2 separate regions of the Homo sapiens genome follow, and region 1 is linked to region 2. A link is a loop called in an ENCODE intact Hi-C map of the cell type or tissue named here. Cell type or tissue: GM12878. All regions are shown on one strand.

Evidence for each region. Hi-C counts contacts between places; a loop is a spot of excess contacts. Peaks named below come from ENCODE experiments on the same cell type or tissue, not always from the same donor. Only the 100,000 strongest peaks of a DNase experiment are listed, where the experiment ranks them.
Region 1: it touches region 2 in a loop (6-fold over the local background); 8 of 110 quality-filtered maps call a loop at or near these places.

Annotation. Positions count from the first base shown.
Region 1 is chr3:127,543,435-127,545,934 of GRCh38, forward strand. It overlaps LINC02034 (long intergenic non-protein coding RNA 2034), which reads left to right. Exons shown (of 7, transcript XR_007096067.1): 6 at 1-89. Among named protein-coding and RNA genes, the nearest start is that of LINC01471, 6.9 kb to the left of the region's middle. In GM12878, a CTCF peak has its summit at 1,006 (motif pointing left); a DNase peak (open chromatin) is centred at 1,002.
Region 2 is chr3:126,133,278-126,135,777 of GRCh38, forward strand. ALDH1L1 (aldehyde dehydrogenase 1 family member L1) reads right to left here. Exons shown (of 23, transcript NM_012190.4): 12 at 2,258-2,385. Among named protein-coding and RNA genes, the nearest start is that of ALDH1L1-AS2, 46 kb to the right of the region's middle. RefSeq lists a silencer at 976-1,055. In GM12878, a CTCF peak has its summit at 1,072 (motif pointing right); a DNase peak (open chromatin) is centred at 1,074.

The DNA of each region.
Region 1 (2,500 bases), 1.4 Mb after region 2:
GAAGGGGCGGGCAAGATGGGAGAAGAGCATCTGGAACAGCATGTGCAGAGACCCAGGGCCAGGGCTGTCACTGGCATGTTCCGGGGCTGGTAAGGAGCTGGGTGTGGTGGAAGCGGACTGTGCACCAGGAGAGGGGACCATGAGGCAGAGAGGTCCCCGGCACTCCGTGCAGGCCTCTAGGCCATTGTTGGACTGTTTCCTCTGAGCAGGTCATGGAGTGCGTGGAACAGAGGAGGGAGGGACGGGACCTGACTTTGGGTTTAGGAGGGGGGTCCCTCTGGCTGCTATGGGGCAGGAGCAGAAGCAGCAAGGCCAGCAAGGAGGCTGCGGCAACAGCTCAGGAGTGGTGGGGCGGGTGGCCCACACCACGGTGGGAACAGAGCCGGAGCGGGAGGTCAGATTCTGGGTGTATTTTGGAGGTGGAGGTGGCAGGGTTTCCTCACAGGCCGGATGTGAGGCGTGAGGGAAAGAGAAGAGACGGGGCAGAATGTGCTCATTCACTCATTTGTTCATTCATCCTACATTCACTTTGTCTTTTTGACTAGGTGGGCAGGGAGTGTGGCAGCATTGATGAGAGTAGCTTTGTGGTAACACTCCTCTTAAACATCAAATACGCAGCCTCAGCCACACAACCAAGGAGGAAGCCGCTCTTCCAAGAGTCTCCCATCCTTCTGTCCCTCCTCCTCCAGCCTGAACCCCTGCCCAGAGCACAGGGACAGCAGGGCTCCAGAGCTTCTGACCTGCCTGGGGTGGGGGCAGGCCAGGGAAGGGTTGTGGACCATGGCCACCTGTGAACCCAGTCCTGGAGGGATGCTGGGCAAAGATGAGGCACAGGGCGAAGGTCGGAGGCAGCGGCATGCTGGCCCTTGTGCAGCGGGGCAAGGTCTGGGGCACCGAGCGGCCTCACGCACCTGGCTGGAGGCTCAACTGTCCTGAGGCCGGGCAGCCACTGCAGGATTGTAAGCGGGAGCAATTTTGTTTAAGACATCGCCCTCTGGTGGCCATGTGCAAGGTGGCCTGGAGAGACAGCCCTGGGAGGGCTGTGGCCCCAGCTAAGGCAGGAGGAGGGCTCAATCAGCCATCTGTCACCTCACCACAAAGAGGACAGAAGGCCCTGTGCCCCCTCCCACCCAGACCCTCACACTGCCACTGTGTGCTGAGCCTGTCCCTGCCCCACTGTTCCCTCAGCCCTGGTCCCAACCTCACTGTGACCTTGGGCAATTTCCAACCCTCACAGCCTCCATGGAAGAGCAGGGCCCCAGGGTCTCTCAGCCAGAAGATCTACCAGTCCTAAATCCACACTTCTTTTTGCAGAGCCCAGCAAAACTGGGCAAGACAGGCCTGCACCCCTCAGGAGGGCTGTGTCTACCGTGGTAGTACAGCTGAGCGGCCTGATTTCAGCATTTTTAAACAAAGCCTCCAGATGGACTTTGTCTGCCTGCTGGGGAGGGCTGGGCAGCTGCTGCACTCAGGGACTTTCCTCTAATTGGATCCCCTGGAAAGGAGAACAGCCCCAATCCCAGCCAGCCCATCCATCCATCCATTCATTCATTCCTTGAGAACCCATCATGTGAATCAGGGCCCTGAGCTGGGGTCTGGGTGAGCAGGAAGAGGAAGGGCTGCACAGATGGCGCACACACTTGGGCGGGGAGACCCACGGTCCTAGGCAGGCAGGGATCCGAAGCATCATGAGGAAGGCAGAGATCCAAAGCATCATGCAGGAGGCAGAGTTAAGCAGGGTGGAGCGACCGAGCAAGTGCTTCTCCGAGGAGGTAACATTTAAGCTGAGGCCTGAATGGAAAAATGGAGCCAGCCACACCACAGTCTGGGGAGGTGCTCCCAGAGGAGGGGACTGCAAGTGCAAAGGCCAAGAGACCAGTAGGAATGGGGGCTGTTTAAGGACCAGCACCGGAGAAGGGGGAGGTCAGGATTTCAGCGGGTGCCTCTCAGGCAGGGCCTGTGTCTGTGGCAGGAATAATCTATATTTTACACCATGTGCGCTCGGAGGAGGCTGCTTCAAGCCTGCTGGAGCCGCTCCCTCTGCTGTGGTGGGGACTAATGATACCACTCGTCTGTGCACAGCCGCTTTATTATTACTTATTGGCCCACATGATCCTCCACCAGGAGGAACTGTTAGGCTTATTTAATGGATCAGGAAACTGAGGTTCCGAACAAGAAGCAGAGCTGGATTTGAGCAGAAACAGCCATTCCAGCTGAATTCAGCCCTTAGAACTAGTTTGTTTTACCTGTATAGCTTTGAAAATTTGAATCCGTTGCCAACTCTACAACATTGGGAGCCTTCACGTCGAAGATGTTTTGGCTTTCGGCATCTCTTCAACAGTCTGTGGCACTGGCTATGGCAGTGTGAGCCCTGGCTCTGCACGGGGTTGTCTGCAGATGCCCCTTCAAACCAGAGGTCACAGCCCCCACTCTCCGAATCCCATGCCCCTCTGGTGTCCTGCCCTGCTCCCCCAGCACCTGAGTTTGCCACCTGGGCCAC
Region 2 (2,500 bases):
GCCCTTGGCAGCCCTCAGACCCAGAGGCTCCCACTGCATCACTGTGTGTTGTCACCTGGACATGGAAGCCCACACGGCAGCCTTGGGACAGTCTCACTGCTCGTCTCCTGCAACCCTACCCAACCTGCAGCCCACTAAAGCTTGTGGTGTGCCATGCCTCCCCTGCTCACATCCTTCTCCTTCATCAGCCCCAATCCTTTGAATCCCCCACATTTCTAGATAATTCCACCTGTGTGTGACATGGCTGTGTCATCAATCCAGTTCCCAGGACACACTTTCTAAAGTATCCATCACCCGAGTGCACTATTCGGGAAGCTCTGAGAGGCTGCCTTGCAGGACTATTCTATTGTTAATTCAGTTAGGCTGCTGAATTCACACCCTGGCACCCATGCTCCCCAGAGCCCAGTCCCTGGGTGCCAGGGTAGCAGTGCAGGAGAAGTGAAGCTGCTGCCATCTCCCTCTGAAGGTCTGCAGGGCAGATGCAGGGGTGCCCAGCAGGCTCGGCCGGCCCTACTGACCACCAGCAGCCTGGACCACCGTCAGATTCTCAGCCGTGGACCACAGTGGTATCTGGGCAGAGCCAGCAGCTCCCCCACGGTCTTTCCCAGGAGCTCCTCTTTGTGGCCCCACTTGGCAGCTGGATACGGCTGCTCCTACTCCCTGGAGGTTCTATCCTGTCTACCAGGAGTTCAGGGGACTGCCTAGGAACCTTGTCTAACTCTCCCTCTGGATCCTTCTTCCTAGCTTCCACAATTGTGTAATGTCTGATTCCTGCAGTGAATTTCGTGTTCCCTAACACCCACGGTGGTCCCGCCACCCTGACAGGGTGCTCTGCAGCCATTTATCTGGGAGCTCCTGAACTGCCCCCTCCGGGACACCTAGACCCAGCCTCTGCTGTGCTGAGCTGAGGCAGAACCAGTAATGGGCACTCCCAGGTCTTCACGGGGCCTGAGAGTTTGCATAGGACAGGAAGGGGTCCACTTACAGCTGCCCAGGGTGCCCCCCTCACTGTCATTATGGGTGAGTAGAATCTGTTATGATACAAGCCACCAGATGGCAGCAGAGGCCAAGGGAGGGACCCCACGCACGCTGTTGGTTGTGCGGTCCACCAAACGCGCACGCAGGGCCCAGGCCAGAGGTTCTCCCGCCACCTGTCGTGCTTGTTTCACAGCTCTTCCTGACCTCCAGGAACTCTAGGGACCACTTGGCGTGGCCAGTGCCTTTCTAGAATTGAGGGGCTTGCGAAGGGGACTGGAACCTATGAAAGGCTGGGCATGCCCGACCCCCACAGCCCTCCCTGCCCCAACCCTAATCTCCATTCGGTTTTGCAGACCATGCTCTTGCAACCCCTCTCTCTAGTTTCCTGCTGCTGGGCTGCCCCGGCTTTTCTGGCCTCTGGAGTATAACAGAAACAGAAGCCATTCTGACCGCAAGGCCAAGGCAGGGTCTCTCCTGCCAGGTGAGGAGCTTCGTTGGGACCACGCCATAACTTGGCTTCGCACCCCTAGACGTTCCCAGGACCCCAGCGAAAGAGCCAGGCCCCAAGACACCTGTGTTCTCGGCTCATCTGGCCGCACCCTCTCTTCTCCCAGGAACATCACTCCACCTCTGTGAGGGTGACTGCTCCTTCCCGCCAGGCCCTGTGGTTCCAGGGGCACAGCACCTCTCTTCCAGGCCTTCCTCTCACTCTAAGGTCATAAGCTAAAGTCATCATAAGTCCTTGCCTAAGACGTCTGAACTGGAACTAAGGAGAGAAGGCCCCTTTCTCCCTGGCTTAAATTTTTTTTTTTTTTTTAATAGAAAATGTGAAACCTATAGATTCCAGTAGTCAGAGCCTGGCTGAGCAAGCAGAGACCAGGCCAGCCCTTCTCTGGCCCTTGCTGTCTTCTGCGTGCAGGAGCTAAGTCCCCTCCAGCCCAGGCTGGTGAGGGAAGTGCTTTGTCTGCCTGGGAGGCCCAGCCTGCGCCCACTTTGGAAGCATCCCTTGGCTTCCGCACCTCCTCACCTCCACCAGGCACCTCCCCTGAGCCCACTCTGCTGAAATGTCTCCTGTTTCTCATATCCCTTCCTCTGAGAAGCCTTTTCTGAGCCTCAGGCAAGGAGCCCCAGCCTGGCCCATCTGATGGCCTCGGTCCCATAGCCTCCCCAGGACCCAGCTCCTCCTGGCAGGTAAAAGGGCCTCCACAGAAGTCCCCCCCGTGCCACTGCCCAGAAGCTGATGGTGGCAGTGGCTGGCAGGTACATGTTGGGCTCCCACCTGTACATCAGCCGGCCCCGGTCCCGCGCACTGATCTTCCCCCACCGTCCATTCTCAAAGGCATCCTTGGCTGCGGCCACTGCCTTGTCGACGTCGGTGACTTGGGCCAGGGATACCTGGCAGATGACCTATAGTGGAAGCAGAGCCATGACAAGTTCTCCCTAAGCCAGTTGCACACAGATACCCCTGCCTGCTTCCCTGGCCTCCTCCTGGGGCCCCAGTGAGGCGGCCCCTGTCCACATG